Linked DNA regions of Homo sapiens: region 1 is linked to region 2. A link is an interaction called in ENCODE POLR2A ChIA-PET data of the cell type or tissue named here. Cell type or tissue: Caco-2. All regions are shown on one strand. Each heading gives the region's core, and the rest is flanking DNA. Links, peaks and the distances in the headings are about the cores only.

Region 1 (10,425 bases), core at 767-8,766, 110 kb after region 2:
TCACATAGTAGTTAAGAACTCCTGATCTGAGTTAGCTGACTGTGAGACTTGTTCTAAATTATTCGTCTTTCACCTTAATTTTTCCATCTCTAGAATGGGTGTGATCATTTTAATACTTGCCACTTAAAGTGATGGTTGTGAGGTTTTGGGGCCAGAATTACATAAAAGTGCTTCTTATATTGTAAGTGCGTAGTAAATATTAGCTATTATTAGTAGTAAAATTGCAACAGTTGGCAGAGGCTTCCTGAGGACCTGATGTGTAACAGGCCCTAGGATTCACCTCTGTGCTCATGGAGCTCTCAGCCAACATAGGGAGGAATAACTCAGACATCTGACTGTGAGACAAGTGAAACAGCCGATATGCCAGACAGAAGAAAAAGTGGCACATGCCAAAGGGGAGTCCTGGGAGGTGCCTTGTTTCTAACTGCATGTCAGGGGGGCTTCTTAGAAAAGGTAGTCTTTCAGCTGGGCGTTGAAGGATGAGCAAGCTTTCTACAGCAGGACAGAAGGAGGAAGAGCGTTGCTAATGAGGAGTGTCTTAGTTTGGGTTGCCCAAGAAGCAGACGCGACACAAGGATTTGGATGTGAGCAATGTATTTGGGAGGTGATCCCAGAAAACACAGTAGAGGAGGGAGGGGAGGTCAGGAGGGAAGACAGCCAATAAAAGCTCAATAATAATGAGTGGGTTATCACTACGGGCAGCGGAGGCTCAATCCCACTGGAGATCCTCTGAAGAACCATATAGAATGCACCCCAGGTTGCTCAATCAACCCCCATCCCTCCTTGGGTGTCCATCCTGGACCTCCTGACTCCTGGGCAGTTCTCCCTACCCTCTGCCCACCCCAGCCCTTTGCAGGCCTGGAGAGCATCCTTAGGCAGAGAGATGCAGGAACCATCTGAGATGCCTGGCGATCTGCTAAGGGGATATGAGTGGGGCATCCGCCCTGGGAGGCAGAAGATTTAGCAAGTGAGGAGGGTGGCTCGGCAGAGACTAGGGGACCCTTCAGAGAGTAACACAGCCCTGCAGGCAGAAGCAAGCCACACACGGTCACTCTCCTTCATGCCAGGCCTCCGGCCTTTATCCTGTCATCTCAAATTACCCAAAGCAGTCAGTGCTGTTGTTCTCCACCTTTTGCAGAGGAGGAAACCAGGCTCAGGGAGCTCACACAACCCATCAGTGGTGGAGCTGGGAACCAGAACTGGCTGGCCCTGAAGTTCATGGTCTTTTATCCTCTGTAGGGTCTCCTTCTCTGCCCTCTTTGCCTCCCAGTGCCTTCCTCAGCATTCCCCCTGAGGCAGGGGCCTCACCAGCCTGCCCTGTTGCAGTTTCTTTCTTTTTTTTTTTTTTTTTTGAGACGGAGTCTCGCTCTGTCGCCCAGGCTGGAGTGCGGTGGCGCGATCTCGGCTCACTGCAAGCTCCGCCTCCCAGGTTCACGCCAGTCTCCTGCCTCAGCCTCCCGAGTAGCTGGGACTACAGGCGCCCGCTACCAAGCCTGGCTAATTTTCTGTATTTTCAGTAGAGACGGGGTTTCACCTTGTTAGCCAGGATGGTCTCGATCTCCTGACCTCGTGATCCGCCCGCCTCGGCCTCCCAAAGTGCTGGGATTACAGGCGTGAGCCACCGCGCCCGGCCTGTTGCAGTTTCTAGAAGCCTGCTTGCTTCTAGAGGAAGGTGAGATAAAGGGAAACTCAGACCTATTAGTAGCACAAAGTGCACACTTCAGCTTGGGGTTTAGTAGGTTGTAGAGGAGCCTGTGAGCGTGTGAGTTCAGTGGTGCCAAGATGTCCTCTGCCCACAGAGGAAGCAAGAAAGGGGGTGCCTGTACCCCTTCAGACTCCCAACCTGAGGTTCTCAGATTTTCTCCATCTCCTACTCTTCTAGTGACTCCTGTGAGGGAGCTGAAAATCATTTAAGTTAGTGAATGAAAATACCTTCCACCTGACGTTTTCCCAAAGGGTTTCGCAGTTATCACCTTAGGGGAAAGGCTAGGGCTTAGGAGGCAGCTAGGAGTGAAAAACCTAGAGGTGTGCTGGCTGGTCCGGCGGCCACTGGCTGTGTGTGGCTCCTGAGTCTCAGAGGAGGGGCTGGTCCAGATTGAGATGTGTTGTATAGGCAAAAGAGACACTAAGTTTCAAGTTGTAATGCAAAAAAAGAAGGTGTAAAAATCTCAATTTTTTTGTTTTTTTCTTTTTTGAGATGGAGTTTTGCTCTTGTCGCCGAGGCTGAAGTGCAATGGCTTGATCTTGGCTCACTGCAACCTCTGCCTCCCGGGTTCAAGTGATTCTCCTGCCTCAGCCTCCTGAGTAGCTGGGATTACAGGGATGCACCACCATGCCTGGCTAATTTTGTATTTTTAGTAGAGATGGAGTTTCTCCATGTTGGTCAGGCTGGTTTCGAACTCCTGACCTCAGGTGATCTGCCCGCCTCAGCCTCCCAAAGTGCTGGGATTACAGACATGAGGCACTGCACTCGGCCAAAAATCTCAATTTTTAATATGGATTTTACATTGAAATGGTAGTATTTTGGGCATAATGAGTTAAACAAAATATAGCATTAAAATTCATTTCACCTGTTTCTTCCTACCTGTTTGAGGCTTCTACAAAACGTTAACTTATAAAGCAGCTTGCATTTTAATTTCTATTGGATGGCACTAAGATAACCTTTAAAAATTTTAATCATCATTTTGACACTTAAAGGGATGAACAAATGGAACTATGGAAATGTTTTAGACCTATTTACCCCATCCCGACCTATTTTCTGATGAAGGTGTGTCTCCATGTAATAAAAGACCAGAAAGAGCAGCCGGGGGCTTCCTGACACATCAGCTGGTGGCAAGCTCAGAGGAACAGGCTTGCCGAGCCATCTCTTCAGCTCTGTCCAAAAGAGACAGTTGGTACAAAGTGCAAAAATGTGGGTTTCTCAGATGATGTTTTAGTTCATGTGAACAAACTTCACCAGCTCCAAAAGACCTTACTTGAATTCAGTGGGAATTTGGTCTTACCTTTGTTGTTTGCTTATTTGTTTTGTTTTAGGTGGAGTCTTGCTCTGTTGCCCAGGCTGGAGTACAGTGGCTCCCGTCTTGGCTCACTGCAGCCTCTGCCTCCTGGGTTCCAGCGATTCTCTTGCCTCAGCCTCCCAGGTAGCTGTAGCTGGGATTATAGGCACATGCCACCACGCCTGGCTAATTTTTGTATTTTTAGTAGAGATGGGGTTTCACCATGTTGGCCAGACTGGTCTCGACTTCCTGACCTCAGATGATCAGCCTGCCTTACCCTTCCAAAGTGCCAGGATTACAGGCGTGAGCCACTGCACCCGCCTGGCCTGGTCTTGCCTTTGATTGAGCTGTGAGTGTTGTATTTTTGCTATTGGTTCTTATAAGTAAATGTTGTATTTAGGCCAGAAACAAAGATATAGACACTTAACATAAATACGACAGATAGTTAAATGAGGGGTATGTTTGTTTGCAGTCCAATTAGACCAGGCCATGGCCTGGACCCAGGACCCAGGACCCAGGGCCGAGGACCCTTTGTTGGAGAATTGTAGCTATAATATTGATGAGGTGGGCAAAGACAGTGAGCTAGAGAATCAGGGTTAATCTGCACCACCCCCGACTCCCCCATCTCTTCCAATCCCCTGCAACTACTGAGCAAACAGGATATCTAAGGAAAGACTCAAAACACAAAGAAATATCTTGGAAAAGATCCAGGGAAACTAGAACCTGAAGATGTCTTACATTAATATCCAAGTAGACGAAAGAAAAGATTAGGACTTCTTTTTTGGCTGTGAGTTCACCCAAGAAAGGTAAATCGGAGGGGTGTGTGTGTGTGTGTGTGTGAGAGAGAGAGAGAGAGAGAGAGAGAAAGAGGGGAAGGGAGTGTTAGTTAAATGGTGTCCTACTGAAGACTGGAAGAGAGAAACTGACCTGTGCAGAAAAACTCTGTAATATTTTGTGAAAACAAGTGGCTATTTTCAATCCAAATTATCTTAGGTGGGGTTTGGAAGCGGCTTCCCATCAAATGGTTTATTGAGGGAGGGCTGTCAAGTGGAGCCTGTGAGGGCAGAGGATGAGCATGGGTTTTGCTGTTAGCTGGAGTGCAGCCTCGACCTCATCCCAGGGGGGATCAGGAGTGTGAATGGACTCCAGGATGGATCTGCTACAGGCAAGGTGGGGGCAGGGACTTTTTTACCCCCATTTCAGTCTGACGTTGGCTGAGGGCTGTGTCTGCCCTGGGCGAGGTCAGGGAGACACTCCTGAGCATCTGGAAGGTCACTTGCCCAGTGCTGATTCCTTAAAGAAGGGGACAGCCAGAAGCCACACGACAGCTGGGGACATGCACTGACCCAGAAAAGCGGTCTGGATGGGAAGCCAGCAGCAGCCACTATATAATTGAGGGACTTGCTGTACTTCAGTGAAGTTGACAGGATCACTGAGGACAACATGGGAAATTCTGCCTGCTGACCAGCTCAAAATAGAGAGAGGGGACATGAGCTTCCAGGAAATGAATGTGTATTCAGTTCATAGCCTGTGAAAAACATGGGCCTTTATATTTATAGGATATATATAGTATTTATAGGACATTCTTTCGGATTTATTTAAGTGTTTTAGGTTGAACAGGCTAGGATGCTTCCTAAGAATGGTTCTCTGTTGAAGTAAACGATTTGGTTTGGGAGGAGAGGGAGGAGATCTTTATTTTAGAGGAAAAAATAATAACCAGCCCTTGCAAGCACAAGACTCTGCACTGAGTGTCCACACCCTCCCTACTCAAAGGGTGGTCAGTGGACCGGCAGTGCCAGAGTCCCCAGGAGCGAGCATGCAGGAAATGCAGACTATTGCTTCGGAAGTGCCCGATGTGCCAGGCCCATCATTTAAGTCCCGCGTTTATGGAAAGTGTTTTATTTTGCTCATTTGTAAAATGACTAAGTATTCTGTAAAAGATTTCAGACAATATAAAAAGCTGCAGAGAAGACAGCGTAAAGGGCCATAAACAGGTGAGAAGGGCACACACATCCGTGGGGCTCCCAGCTAAGGCTTTGCAGGGAGCCACGTGGCCCAGGGAGGTCATAAACCCATGCTGGTTATAACTTAACAACGCTGGCTGGAATAAAGGAGGCAGTTCAGGGCTCATGCCATTCCTGGGGAAGCTGCTGAGTTCCACAGGGTGAAGCCGAGGAATTCCAATTCTGAGGTCAGGGAGGTGGGGAGGGGGCACCGGCCCCACCCTCTAGGGCGCCTTCTGTCCTTATCTTCCATCGGGGCCTACATTCAGAGGGAGGAGAAGGCACACAAATCCCATCTTGATTAAAGAAGAGAAAACAATGGTGTCTTTGTTTGGAGCCCAAAGGGAAGGATTGACTAGATTGGGAAAAATGCAGATTGGGAGATGTTTGGAGTGGGCCAGATGGAGAAGAAAGAGTCAAGTCACCTCCACCCCTAGTGGCCTGAATGCTGTCATGCGGAATTGCCTGGTCCAGTTAACAAACCCTCGCTTCATTGTTTTATTTTTAATTTGTATTTTATCTTAATTTACTTTTTAGCTAAAAAGGTAATATGTTCATTAGGAGATAAAAGGAAAGAAAAAAATGTAAACTCCCTTCACATGCCAAGCCCCAGTTCCACCATTTAATTTTTTTCCCAAAAGTTTTTAATGTATATTGCTTTTTCACATAATATATATCTTGGAGCTAGGTGCGGTGGCTCACACCTGTAATCCCCGCACTTTGGGAGGCCGAGGCGGGCTGATCACTTGAGGTCAGGAGTTTGAGACCGGCCTGGCCAGCATGGTGAAACCCTGTCTCTACTAAAAACACAAAAATTAGCTGGGCATGGTGGCTGGCGCCTGTAATCCCAGCTACTCAGGAGGCTGAGGTAGGAGAATCGCTTGAACTCGAGAGGCAGAGGCTGCAGTGAGCTGAGATGGTGCCACTGCACCCCAGCCTGGGCAACAGAGTGAGACTCCATCTCAAAATAATAATAATAATAATAATAAAAGAAATCATGACAAAATTTCCAGTATCGAGGGACTGTACTTTTCCTATTCCTCAATTGATGACATTTGTTTCCATTTGCAGATTTCCTTCCTTCCTTCCTCCCTTCCTTCCTTCCTTCCTCCTTCCCTTCCTTCTTTTTTCTTTTCTTTTCTTTCCTTTCTTTCTTTCTCTCTTTCTTTCTCTCTCTCTCTCCTTCCTTCCTTCCTTTCCTTTCCTTTCTTTCTTTCTCTTTCTTTCCCTCTCTTCTTTCCTTCCCTTCTTCCTCGCTTCCTTCCTTTCTTCTTTCCTTCCTTCTTTCCTTTCTTTCATTTCAGGCAATCCTACCATGAGTATATCTTGTATATCCTTCGCCTCCCTGTGTGAGTCTTCCTGTAGGATAATTTCCCTGATGTGAAATTGCTGGGCCAAAGGGTAGATACAGTGTGATTTTTTTTTATGGCCATTGCCAAATTGCCTTCCGGGGAGGCTGCCGTAAATGTCCACTCCCACAAGCATGCCTGTAAAAATCTTCTCGCTGAAGTTCACCTTCGGATAAAGTTCAGTAAAGGAGCAGTTGAGCTATAGCAAGGAAAGCAACTAGAAAGTTCCAAAGTGTAGAATTTTCCTTGAGGATGTATGGCACGAAGCTTGATTTGCTATTAGGGGTAAAAAAATGGAAAACAACAAACCCTTTTTGATAACCCAATAAACAATATTTTTCGGACTAGGTAGGACAGGCTGATGGTACAAAATTCAAAAGGGCAGACGGCGAAAGCAGTCCCCCCTCTCCTCCACCAGCCACATTTTAAAAAATTATCCTTTCCTTTTGTTGTGAAATAAGTAACACGTACAAAAGTATACATATAGGTACAGTTTAAAGACAAATCTGCGAAATACTCATGTACCCAGCAGCCAGCTTATGTTTTTGTTTTGTTTTTTTTCTGAGATAGAGTCTCGCTCCGTTACCCAGGTTGGAGTGCAGTGGCGCCATCTCAGCTCACTGCAACCTCTGCCTCCCAGATTCCAGCGATTCTCCTGCCCTGGCCTCCCGAGTAGCTGGGATTACAGGCACTCGCCACCATGCCCGGCTAAATTTTTTTTGTATTTTTTAGTAGAGGTGGGGTTTCACCATATTGGCCAGGCTGGTCAGCAGCCAGCTTACGAATGAGGCTTATCTGCATTATGTTGAGCTGTATCCCATTGAGAACTTAGTCTATCTCGGCTAATCCTCACAGCAGCCATGCAAGAGCTATGACACCCCTGTGACAGGTGAGGAAACGGCCTTTCGGGCTGGAGCAGCCGCCCCCGTTTCAGTTAATAAGCAGCAGATCCGCAGCCTGGCTCTTCGGTGGCCTTGGACTCACAGTCGTGTGGGTGTCAGTAGGTTAATGACGTCTAGCGCATGGGTGGTGCTCTTCAGTTCCCATGTCCTGCTTTAGACACAGGCACGGTTGGCCTTTGCGTGAGAGCACCAAGATGGGTGAGCCTCAGTGGTGGGAGGGGCCTTGGCATCAGTCCGTCTTGCCCAGGGCTCCTCTCTGGCCACCCACGTCCCCCTGAATGTGTGGGTGATGGGGGTGCTCTGGGAGGGAGGTGCTTGTTCCCAAGCCTAGAAAGGGTCACCAAGGGGCTGCCGCATGGCAGTGCCCGCACCAGTGAATGAGGGGTGAATGGTGGCGTTTACACTAGCAAATGGGGAAGCAGAAGTGCTGGGGCACAGAGCAGTGCATTTGGCAAAAGTCAGAAGTGCCATAACTGGAGCTTTCTGGGCCTATGTCTCCTTTCCATCTCTGTCTGCGAGTCACTCCTCTTCCAAGCCAGGCTCTAATTCTACCCACTCCCTGGAAAAAAAGCCCCCACTGCCATCATCTCTCTTGTTTGCATGATGCAGGGCTTTGGAATCTTCTAGCGTTTGCTATCCAGGCCTTGCTGGGTACTCTGCTCATAGAAGATGCTCAGAGGCTGTGTTGACTGAAGAGAGGAAGGAGATGTGGCCCTGTGCACATGGGGCTGAGTGGTGGCCTGGCTGGCCTCTCCTCGGGGGCAGATCACCTTTGAGGATGGGAACCTCCAGGAGTTTGTTGCATCCAGGTTAAAGCCTGATGTTAAGTGTGCCAGCTTCCCCATATTTTTAGTTTGGATGTTTTAAAACAGTAGTCGGTTATTTCTACTAACTAGTGAAAGGAGCAACTAATCTCTGGGTGGATTTCTGCTCTGATGAGCTGAAGGTTGGAAATCGGGTTTGCCGCTTGATCTACTGGGTAGTGGGAGCCAGCTGCTCGCTGCTGCATGGGCCCAGAAGGCCGGGAAAACACAAAGTCTGCATTACAGTGCAAACATGAAAGCTAGAGCGGGCGCATTCCTTAGGAGAGGAGTCTGTAGTCCTTGCCTATGTGGAAAACTAGTCCCAAAGATGTGGCCTTTCTTTCCTGGAACCAACAGAGTTCATCCATTCATTCGATATTTTGATTTTTAAAATATTGCCTTAAAACTTTCTTAACCTTGATTGGTGAGGGTTGGTTTGTTTGTTTTCTGTTTTTCTGAGACAGGGTCTCACTCTCGCCCAGGCTGGAGTGCAGTGGTGCGATCATGGCTCACTGTAGCCTTGAATTCCTGGGTTCCAGTGATCTCTCCCACCTTAGCCTCCTGAGTAGCTGGGACCACAGGGGCATGCCACCATGCCCAGCTAATTTTTTACTTTTTTGTAAAGACAGGGATCTCCCCATGTTCGCCAGGCTAGTCTCGAACTCCTGGACTCAAGAGATCCTCCTGCCTTGGCCTCCCAAAGTGCTGGGATTACAGGTGTGAGCCATGCACCCATCCTAGAATAGTTTTAAGAGAAAAGGTGGGAGATTCATTGTCATTACACTGCCCAGAAGGAACCACAGTTAGTACGAAAATTATTATTATTAATACTGGCAGGTGGTTGGAGATGGGAAGTAGTACAGACAGGGACGCAATGGCAAGTGTAAGCCTTCACCACCCTCCAGACCGTCTCTCCAGAACCCCAGGTTTATGTTTCGGAAACATGTACATCCGTGCATATGCCAATGTGAATGTGCATTTATTTAGAACTCTCGTTTTCATACTTGGCTGCACACTAGAGCCTCCTGGGGAAGCTTTAACAAATTCTCCTGCTCAGGCAACACCCAGAGATGACATATATTTATTAATCTTAAAATACATATGTAGGCCGGGCGTGGTGGCTCATGCCTGTAATCCCAGCACTTTGGGAGGCCGAGGCAGGTGGATCTCCTGAGGTCAGGAGTTCAAGATCAGCCTGGTCAACATGGTGAAACCCGGTCTCTACTAAAAAAATACAAAAGTTAGCTGGACATTGTAGCAGGCACCTGTGGTCCCAGCTACTAGGGAGGCTGAGGCAGGATACTCGCTTGAACCCAGGAGGCAGAGGTTGCAGTGAGCCGACATTGTGCCACTGCACTGCAGCCTGGGAGACAGAGTGAGACTCCTTCTCAAAAAATAAAATAAAATAAAAATGTACATATATATAATTTGTAGAAAATGTGAAGGATCACAAGAAACTTGCGAGTTAGGACTAGGGAAGGAGAGGTGCATGGGGTGACAAAGGGATCTTTTCTGTTTTATTTTTTTTAATTTACTGCTGTTTTTCACCATAAAACTGGGGGGTATATTACTTTTAAATTTAAACAACTATTAATAGTAACCTTTTGTTATTTATTTTGTTTATTTATTTATGTATTTATTTGAGACAGGGTCTCGCTCTATTGCCCAGGCTGGAGTGCGGTGGCACTATCTCAGCTCACTGCAACCTCTGCCTGCTGGGTTCAAGCAATTTTCGTGCCTCATTCTCCCAGGTAGCTGAGATTACAGATGTGGGCCACCACACCAGGCTAATTTTTGTATTTTTACTAGAGACGGGGTTTCACTGTATTGGCCAGGCAGGTCTCGAACTCCCGACCTCAGGCGATCCACCCAGCCCGGCCTCCCAAAATGCTAGGATTACAAGCGTGAGCCACCGCACCCAGCCTATTTTTTATATTTTAATAAAAGGTAACTATTAGGGCCAGGCACGGTGGTTCATGCCTGTAATCCCAGCACTTTGAGAGGCCAAGGCAGGTGGATCACCTGAGATCGGGAGTTTGACACCAGCCTGGCCAACACAGTGAAACCCCTTCTCTACTAAAAATAAAAAAATTAGATGGCTGTTGTGGCGGGCACCTGTAGTCGCAGCTACTTGGGAGGCTGAGGCAGGAGAATTGCTTGAACTAGGGAAGCGGAGGTTGCAGTGAGCCAAGATTATGCCACTGCACTTCAGCCTGAGTGATAGAGCAAGACTCAGTCTCAAAAAAATAAAATAAAATAAAATATTAAAAATAAAACTACAGCTTCCTAGTCCCAGCCCCTGACCTAGTGCCTGGGGTCCCTGAGGCAGGCCCGGGAATCTGTACAGGGTCTGCGGGTTTCTCCAGGTGGCA
Region 2 (10,425 bases), core at 1,249-9,248:
CACAGCAATGTGAATGTACTTAATTCCACTGCACTGTACACTAAAAAATGGTAAACTATATGTTATGCATATTTCATCACAATTTTAAAAAATAATTATTGCTCAATAAATAATTTAAGAAAATCATAGAACGAGCTTTGCCCACTCTCAGAAGAGTATCTCAGAAATATGTATTTGCTGATAATCTCAGTGATAAAGTATTTCTATGACTTTTTTGTATAATTGAGACATTTTATGACCCTAAAAAGCTTACATATTTACTTGAAAATAACTTTTTCTATTATCACTTAATCTTTACTAGGCAAACTATAAACTAATATATAAAGGACCTGTTTTTCCTTCTCTCCTGGAATTTATGATCTAAAAGAATGAATCCCAGGCCGGGCATGGTGGCTCACGCCTGTAATCCCAGCACTTTGGGAGGCTGAGGTGGGTGAATCACGTGAGGTCAGGAGTTCAAGACCAGCCTGGCCAACATGGTGAAACCCCGTCTCTACTAAAAATACAAAAATTAGCCAGGCATGGTGGCGCACGCCTGTAGTTCCAGCTACTCGGGAGGCTGAAGCAGGAGAATCGTTTGAATGCAGGAGGCAGAGGTTGCAGTGAGCCAAGATCGCGCCATTGCACTCCAGCCTGGGCAACAAGAGTGAAACTCCATCTCAAAAAAAAAAAAACAAAAAAAAATGAACCCCAGTTTAGTTTTCTGCTCTCATGTTACCAGACCAAGCTCATCAGTAATGAGGCTGATCTTGTGGACCAATGTATCCACAGGGCCTAGCTCAGAGCTGGCAGGTACTCAGTATATGCTGAAGAACACTAGAAAAATAACAAGCAAAGATCGATCATAGTATCTTTACTTGTGCCATAAGAATGAGTCTCCAGGAAAAGAATGCAAAAACTTCCCTATCCTTCCCAAATGTTTGATAAAGTTTCTCCTACGTATGGAACTGCTATTCACAGGAGTCACCAAGGAAGAGGAGAGGACACAGAAAGGGAGTGTGGCAAGAAGGGGCTTTTTAATCAGGAGATCAGACCTCTTTACTGTAAGTATTTTATAATACAAACAAAATGCTATTTGTGTTACAAGCATTTCTACATATTTCTTTGGTAAATCTTTCAAAGTTTAAAATTTAAAGACGGAAAACCCACATTTCAATATACTAAGAATGTGGCTACATCAATGGAGTCCATTCAAGACCAACTGATTCTCTTTCAGGTCTTCAGTGAGAGATGGGCTTTTTCAGATGCAACTAGAAATACTGGTCAGTTGTTTGCTAAGAACCACATATGTGCAACCTAAGTTATCACTTCACCCTACCAGGTTAGTATCCACCATCAATACGTATTTTGGAAGTGAAAAAATAATCTGCAAGTTATGTTAGTCTAATTAAATATGCAAAGTGGCCGGGCACGGTGGCTCACGCCTGTAATCCCAGCACTTTGGGATGCCGAGGTGGGTGGATCACCTGAGGTCAGGAGTTCGAGACCAGCCTGGCCAACATGGCAAAACCCCATCTCTACTAAAAATACAAAAAATTAGCCAGGCATGGTGGCACATGCCTGTAATCCCAGCTACTAGAGGGGCTGAGGCAGGAGGATTGCTTGAACCTGGGAGGCGGAGGTTGCAGTGAGCCGAGATTGTGCCACTGCACTCCAGCCTGAGCAACAGAGTGAGACTGTGCCTCAAAAAGATTTAAAATTTTTTTTTAAAAAGAATAAATAAATATGCAAAGTGAGCCAATATTACATACTCTGAGCAAAATAAGCAAAAGCCAGCTTTTCTTTTAAAAAGAACCACTACAGAAAACTCACATTTTTGAAAATTTACATATATTTGCTCTTCTTCCATTTTACAGCTTTTATGAGAAACAACTTGCAGGACAAATACAAATCTACCTGTGTGCACATATCACAATAATCTATTAATAAGATCTTGCCTACACACAGTATCCCATGTACACTTGAGAAAAATGTCCCAGTTATAATATTCATAAGGCTCTATCCTCAATACAAACTTCTCTTCATTTTCTACTTACATTTTTTTCAGGCAAGTCAAAGAAAAGGCTTCCTAATTCAACACTGACAGATTTCATCAGCTGTCCTAATAAAGCACTGATAATTAAGATAATAGACGAAGGCTGCTAAGGCAACTACAATTTACAAGGAACACCATAAGTGGCTAAAATGGTGTAATTTAAAATCTTTCTCATTACTCTATTTCCTTCAAAGTAAAAAGTGCTGTGGGTAATTATCTTGTTGATCTGTTTATTATCAAAATTAAGTATAGAATGTCAGCTGTCTTGGGGCAGAGGCCTTAGCTGTCTCGTTCACCACAGTAGTCTCAGGCCTAGAACAGCACCTGGTTCATAACAGGTACTCAGTATCTGTTGAATGAATGAATGAACATAAAAACTAAGTAATATATAATTTTTTTTTTTTTGAGATGGGGTCTCACTCTGTCACCACCCAGGCTGGAGTACAGTGGCTCGATCACAGCTCATTGCAGCCTCAACCTCCCAGGCTCAAGCAACCCTCCCACATCAGTCTCCTGAGAAGCTGGGACCACAGGAGTGCACCACCACCACATTCAGCTAATTTTTGTATTGTTTTGTTTTTTTGGTTTTTTTTGAGATGGACTTTCACTCTTGTTGCCTAGGCTGTAGTGCAGTGGCGCGATCTCGGCTCACTGCAACCTCCGCCTCCTGGGTTCAAGCAATTCTCCTGCCTCAGCCTCCCAAGTAGCTGGGATTACAGGCATGTGCCACCGCACCCAGCTAATTTTGTATTTTTAGTAGAGACGGTGTTTCTCCATGTTGGTCAGGCTGGTCTCGAACTCCCGACCTCAGGTGATCTGCCTCCCTCAGCCTCCCAAAGTGCTGGGATTACAGGCATGAGCCACCGCGCCTGGCCTGTTTTTTATAGAGTCGGGGTTTCACCACGTTGCCCAGGCTTGTCTCCTGAGCTCAGGTGATCTGGCCGCCTCCGCCTCCCAAAGTGCTGGGATTACAGATGTGAGCCACCATGTCTGGTTTCATCTGGTTTTTGAACTAAAAAGTATACACTGATGCCTTATTATTCATATTATACATTAACATATTGACATAGAAACAAAACTAAAACAATTTAATACAACCTGGAGATCAGCAAAAAGCTATTGTTTAGGATACAGCTGACTTAGATTAGGGTGCTGATATTAGAGACAGTTAAAAAGGAACAAGTATTTCAGCAAACAAAAATTCAAACATCTCCGAGTTCAAATGCAGAAAAGCTGGGTTATGTTGGTTTTTGCAATCAGTCACCTTCCTTCTTCCAAATCTATTTTCAACATAGCCATCTTTCCACTTTAAAAAAATAGTTTTATTGTTCTTAAAATGGCTGCCAGGAAAATGAGAATTTCATTTTCAATTATAATCAGAGCTTGGTATCACATATAAAAGAAATCATGAGATTCTCAAGCCTCTCAAGCCCAATTCACCAAGTCAGCAGTGAATATATTTTTTTTTTTTTGAAAAGGAGTCACACTTTGTCGCCCAAGCTGGAGTACAGTGGCACGGTGTGGGCTCACTGCAGCCTCCGCCTCCCAGGTTCAAGCGATTCTCCTGCCTCAGTCTCCCAGGTAGTTGGGATTACAGGGGCCCACCACCATAGCCAGCTAATTTTTGTATTTTCAATGGAAATGGGGTTTCACCATGTTGGCCAGGCTGGTCTCGAAGTCCTGACCTCAGGTGATCTGCCCGCCTTGGCCTCCCAGAGTGCTGGGATTACAGCGAGTATTTTTCACTCCCTTCTCCACATATTCGGTATCTAATTTCATTGCGAAATAAAAAGTGCCCCTCCAAACAACTCAAAAGCTCATCCCTAAGTTTCTAGATATTCGTTCCAACAAACTCCTGGGGGAACCACCCTCATGGATTTGGGGAAGGGCTTTTTACTCACTTGCTGCCATGTCAGCTTCAGCCTTTCATACTGCTCCTTGCCATCTGCTGAGCAATCCGAACAAGTAAACCTAAAAAAATTATCACCCTTAAGGTAACTGAGCTGTTCCCTCAGCTGACCTAGGAGAAAAACAAAAAGTCACATCATGGGTTTATCTAGAGCAGCGGTAACCTAAAGGTTTAATCCGTTTATCACCCAGATTTTCCTTTCCCATGTTGTCTTCTTTTCTTCAGCCAACCCACAATTGCAAAATGGGGAAAAGGAAGGGAATTAGAAAGATTTCTATTCTTCTAACACCAAGTATACGCCCACTAAGATCTGTAGGATCCAGTAACTTTTAGGAGAAAGGTACTGGAAAAGCAGGTATTGTTGCTGGATTTCCCAATTGTCACATTCCTGACTCCCAGAGGCAGGTCTCTTCACACATTCTTTCAAAAAATATGAGCTCCCTCTGCATACCAGGCACTGGGCTAGGAACTGGGAATACAAAGTCCAAGACAGATAATGGTGCCTGATCTCACAGGTTTGCACTTCCCTGAGGGCTGCATAGAAAACAGGTGATCACAACAACACAGTGGTTCTCCATGCTCACAGTGCATTGGAATCACCCAAGTTGTTCTTGGTTTTCTAAATATGCTTGATTCTAGCCCAGATAAAATGCATCAATTTCTGAAGCAGAGCCTAGGAGTTACATTTCTTAGTCCCTCAGGTGATGCTGATGCTCTGTGACACATAAGGAATGGAATGTGCTGTGTACCACAGGGCAGTGTGAGGGTAAATAAAAGGAGGCCCAACCTATATTAGGGGGAGGCTTAGGATTAGAAATTGGCCAGGTGAAAAGGGGTCTCTTTGTGTATAGGGAGAATGGAGGCTGTGGAGATGCATATTCCAGAAGAAAAAAACTGTGCAAAGCCCTAAGGATAAGAATTGTTTGTGAAGAATAAGTTCACCCTAACTGCAAAGTTGTGTGGGAATCAAAGAAACTACAGTTAGCAGGGTCCTGACCACAAAGGGTAGCTTAAAATTTGTCCTCAACAGGACAAAGGGAAAGCCACTGAGAATTCAGGCAGAACCTGAAATCAATAACAGAGACCGCTCAGAAGCAAAAACCAGCTAACTAGTAAATTCTGCATTTCCTGTGAAAATGTTACTATTAATTTGTTAACAGTGACTAAATTTGAAGTTGAACCCATTTTAAGAAAAACATTTCCACATGCCAGAAAATGACCCTCTTCACAGTTATATATGTATTTCTCTGACTTGGTTACAAATTATATTACACAAAGGCATTCCTCAAGTACCTATATCTTTACTAGTCTCTTGCCTAATGGGAAAATCCTGTTTCGGTATAAACCATATGATGGCTGGCAAGCCATACTCCTCAGGTGCCAGGAAGCTGGCCATTGAAAATCTCAAGATCAGGGCCGAGCACAGTAGCACATGCCTGTAATCCCAGCACTTTGGGAGGCCGAGGCGGATGGATCACCTGAGGTTGGGAGTTTGAGACCAGCCTGACCAACATGGAGAAGAAACCTCATCTCTACTAAAAATACAAAATTGGCCGGGCATGGTGGCGCATGCCTGTAATCCCAGCTACTCGGGAGGCCGAGGCAGGAGAATCACTTGAACCTGGGAGACGGAGGTTGCAGTGAGCCAAGATCATGCCATTGCACTCCAGCCTGGGCAATAAGAGGAAAACTCCGTCTCAAAAAAAAAAAATAAAATAAAAAAAAAAATTAGCCAGGTGTGCTGGCAAACACTATAATCCCAGCTACTTGGGAGGCTGAGGCAGGAGAATCGCTTGAACCCAGGAGCCGAGATCATGCCATTGCACTCTAGCCTGGGCAACAAAAGCAAAACTCCATCTCAAAAAAAAAAAAGAAAGAAAAGAAAATCTCAAGATTGAGGCAATCAGGGAGTGTGTATGAGGTATCTCTTGCCAGCAGAAAAAAAGGAAAATGGAAAAAAAGACTGGTCCTAGAAAAAGGGCAAAAAACACCTTCAATCTGCTAATTCTAACCTCTTTTCAGTATACAATAGCAGGAGTTCTCCACGTAAGTTAAATATTAACAAAGTAATTTTTATAAACTTGAACATGAATTCAACACTGGGACTGGAATTTGGCCCTAAATCTCTGTGACCTTGTTAGAAAAATATGGCTAATTCTTTAAGTAACACAGGATTTCCAATTTTCTCAATTTTATTGAGTTACCACCAAAAGTGTTAATTTAACAATGTGATAGAGGTTGACAGTACGTTTCATTAGTACAAACATGCCTATGTTTTATATAAATTTATAGCTGATCAACTAGAGAATAAATATAATTATCCTTTTATTTAGGTCTCTTTTACATTCACGTTTCTTTCACAGGTTGGAAAAACAAACCTTCACACAGGAATTGACAAATCAAAGGAATTGAGAAGCTCCTTACTGGCTGGTATCCATTTTTGGCACTTGTCACAGAAGTAGGACAGCTGCTCCTCCATCCAAGACACGTCTCCTTCATCACTGTTGAGGGAATCCCCACTCTGGTCGTGCGATAAGTCCACTGATGCCTGATCCTCGGATTCGACGATCAGGAGCGTCTCTCCCTCCACTTCACCTTCCTCCAGTCCTTCTGAGGTCGATGTTCTCGTGGCTTCGTCATCATGCCGACTGATCAGACTACTCAGGTGGATGCTACTATCCATCCCTTCCTTCTCACAAGCTCGGCAGTGCTTCTCAGTAACAACCCTAAGCACTGGACAGTGACCCTAATGGGGCTTCTACCAGGATCACCCAGACAGACTCTTCCAAAAAGTGTCTGCCCACACTCCTTTATTCAGATATAAGGGACCCTGAAAGCAGTAACTTATATGACCCACTGTCCTTTATTTGATCAAGTTTAAAAGGACAGTGACCAAAAAAAAAGATGAAGATACTACTAAGCTACTCTCCATCAACACACACACACAAACTCGTGTTGTCTGTCCAACAGATATTTCACATTCAAGTCATGATTTTTGAGATCCTTTTGCCAATAACATCTTCTCTCTTTCTGCTTCAAGTTGCTCAGTCAAAATAATCTGTTCTCCCAAAAGACGAATGTTTTCTTTTTTCCGAATTTGCCTCTCAATGTCTCTGATAACTCCGTCACGAAGCCTCTAAAAACGTAAGAAACAGATTTCAGTAACATCCCGAACAGGTGGTCCCCATCCTTGTGCCATTCAAATCCAAATAACAGTGTTACCAAAATATACTTAAAACTTTCAGATTCCAAATACCCAGTTACTATTTTAATTTTCTGTACAAATGTAAAATGTAATAAACGATCAAATAAATTTGGTAGTGTGCTAAATGTTATTACTGAAATGATTTCTTATCATATTTTAAGAAATTCCTGAACATTTAGTACAGAAAATTTAATGGGAAATAACAGAAAAAAAAAACTGGCACTATGTTAAATTTTTTTTTATTTATTTTTTGAGACAAGAGTCTCGCTCTGTCGCCCAGGCTGGAGTGCAGTGGCTGCACTCCGCAGCTCACCGCAACCTCCACCTCCTGGGTTCAAGTGATTCTCCGGCCTCAGCCTCCCGAGTAGCTGAGACTACAGGCGTGCATCACCATGCCCAGCTAATTTTTGTATTTTTAGTAGAGACGGGGTTTCACCACGTCAGCCAAGCTGGTCTCGAACTCCTGATCTCAAGTAATCCACCTGCCTCAGCCTCCCAAAGTGCCGGATTACAGGCGTGAGCCACTGCACCCGGCCAATGTTAAATTTTTAAAGTTTAATTGATATGTAATGCTTTAAAAACTTGGCGAGTTACTACAGTAACACTCTAAACTACTCTTCTGTTAGCACTTATCCTAGCTGAACAATAAACACCAACAGAAAAAATGCAGATTACTAAAATCTCAACTTGGCTTCTAGCATGTAAAGTTAACAATGTAAAAATCATGCAGAATTATTAATTAATTATATAACAGAGAAAGAAGAAAAAGAAGGATGCTACTACCAGCGGAAAAAATAAATGCTCATCAATGGTAGTTACCTTAGTAAGCACTAAAAAACCACAGCACTTCAGAACGTGGACCTGGCACCCAAGAAGAGACTTTTAAAAACATCAGTCATTACTAATAACTAACATTTTATAGTTTATTGCTCACAAAATACTCTAAAGGTTTTAGGCCAGGCGTGGTGGCTCACTCCTGTAATCCCAGCACTCCTGTAATCTTAGGCCAAGGCAGGCAGACTGCTTGAGCTCAGAAGTTCTAGACCAGCCTGGGCAACATGGCAAAATCCCATCTCTAGCAAAAATAAAAATAAAAAAAAAAAAAAAAAAAAAAATTGCAGGGAGTGGTGGTGTGTGCCTGTGTTCCCAGCTACTCCGGAGGCTGAGGTGATAGGATCACCTCAGCCTGGGAGGCACAGGCTGCAGTGAGCTAAGATTGTGCCACTTCACTCCCACCTGGGTGACAGAACAAGCCCCATCTCAAAATAAATAAATAGGGTTTTTTTTGTTTTGTTTTATTGGTTTTTTTTTTTTTTTTTTGAGAAGGAGTCTCGTTCTGTCACCCAGGCTGGAGATCTTGGCTCCATGGCACGATCTTAGCTCACTGCAATCTCCACCTTCTGAGTTAAAGCGATTCTTGTGCCTCAGCCTCCCCAGTAGCTGAGATTACAGGCGTGCGCCACCAGGCCTGGCTAATTTTTTTGTATTTTTAGTAGAGACGGGGTTTCACCACGTTGGCCAGGCTGGTCTCGAACTCCTGACCTCAAATGATCTGCCTGCCTCAGCCTCCCAAAGTGCTGGGATTACAGGCATGAGCTACCGTGCCTGGCCAATAAATGGTTTTTAATAGTGGCTATATAGAGTAGAATTAATGGGAGTGGGGCCCAGGGCCTGCGTATGTTTGTGGGGTTTTTTCCAAATTATTTTACCTATTTTTAAAAACTCACCTAATATAATACCTACTTGCTGGACCTCCTCCAGGCCTACAGCTTCATTATGAGGGATTTGAAGGAGTCCCGGGATTGATATAACTCAACTGAAACACAACTGTCTTGAACCATGCACCCTTGGCAAGATCACCACTGAGACAAAAACGGAGGTGCTTATTCCACTCCCCCAACTGCAGGTCTTCCTGTCCTGTGCTTCTTACACCATGACACACCGATACCCACCCTCCCAAGCCCACACCATTCACCAGAATCATTCCTTCCACACCTGCCTCCCAGATCCTACCCTTCCTTCTCAGAGATGTCACGTGTGCTTATGATCTGGCTCTCCATCCCATCATTTGCTATCTTCCTCTAGGTTTCAAGGTCTATGCTGATTGCCTCACACATCCTTCCTGTGACCCTCACTGAACTACCTTTCTAACAACTTTCCTTACTAATCACTAAAGACCTCTTTATTCTTCCAACCCTAACACCTAGAACTCTGGCTCCTCATGTAGCACTGCTTAATTTTTGCTAGGTTACTGTGAGGATTACAGATGATATACATAAAGTGCTTAATACACTGCCTGGTATGTGGTAGACGGTCAGGAATCAATATTCATTATTTAATTTCTTGCTTCCTTGAACCTTCCGACACATCCACTGTGCTAATCATTTGTCCTAGTCTTTCCCACTGCTATTAATACAATGTAAGCCCCTAATGAAGAACCGGACATAAAAGGAAAAAAAATAAACACACACACACACACACACACACACACACACACACACACACGTTATTTTGGTTCTTCAGCTCTAACTTCCAAATAACCACTTTTCCACTCTGTAACACAATGGTGCTTAGTCCTGTGTTAAAATTCTCTGGGTTACTTTTAAAACATTGTTGAACCAGGTCCCCATCCCCAGGAGATTCTGGTTTAAATGGTCTGGGGTGGGGACCAAGCCTTAGTCACATTGTAAAAACTTTCCGGGAACATTTGATGTTCAGTTAGGGTCCAAAGCCAAGCTCTAATCCATCCCTACCCAAACCCTTCAAACATCACTTCACTGACGTCAGATCATCTGTCATACTAAATTTTACTCCATCTCAAGTTTTCCCAGGATCAACATCTTTTACTTTTCCTTGTAAGAGGCGGAAGTCTTCTGCCTCTATTCCAAAAGCCAGCCCCTTAGGAGCACATTTTAATCCCAAATCTCTGATCTCTCCTGTGCCCTTTCATTGTTAAGTCATCTCAACCCCTCGTCAAAATTCTTGTACCATCACATGCTTCCTCTCTTCTAATTTCCACAGTCTGTGAACACCAAGAACAAAGACCTCATCCACTTCATCTCTGTATATCAAGCACATAGCACAGTCCAAAGGTCTGGGTAGGCAAATCAAGAAAAGACTGTTTACTCTTGATTCATCCAGTCCATTATTTTCACCCTTGGTGAACTAGGTTCAACCCCAATCACTGCCAAGTTGTTTTCTGAAAATTCACCAATGACCCTGTTCTCAGCAAGGTCGTGAATCACTGATAGACTCTGGAAGAGTGGAGTTTCCTTA

Evidence for each region. Peaks named below come from ENCODE experiments on the same cell type or tissue, not always from the same donor. Only the 100,000 strongest peaks of a DNase experiment are listed, where the experiment ranks them.
Region 1: POLR2A ChIA-PET joins it to region 2 with 5 read pairs; 2 of 35 experiments call an interaction of 5 or more read pairs at or near these places.

The regions. Positions count from the first base shown.
Region 1 is chr20:18,028,063-18,038,487 of GRCh38, reverse strand. The region is part of intron 3 of OVOL2 (ovo like zinc finger 2); the gene reads left to right. Among named protein-coding and RNA genes, the nearest start is that of OVOL2, 25 kb to the left of the region's middle. RefSeq lists an enhancer at 873-1,373. In Caco-2, for the core only: a CTCF peak has its summit at 5,431; DNase peaks (open chromatin) are centred at 5,157, 6,447 and 8,287.
Region 2 is chr20:18,138,863-18,149,287 of GRCh38, reverse strand. It overlaps KAT14 (lysine acetyltransferase 14), which reads right to left. Exons shown (of 11, transcript NM_001392073.1): 2 at 6,369-7,080; 3 at 3,937-4,055. The coding sequence starts at 6,627. It overlaps PET117 (PET117 cytochrome c oxidase chaperone), which reads right to left. Exons shown (of 2, transcript NM_001164811.2): 2 at 6,119-7,080. The coding sequence ends at 6,931. Among named protein-coding and RNA genes, the nearest start is that of PET117, 6.2 kb to the right of the region's middle. In Caco-2, for the core only: no CTCF peak of the experiment used is centred there; DNase peaks (open chromatin) are centred at 2,937, 4,387 and 4,677; H3K4me3 peaks cover 1,945 bases.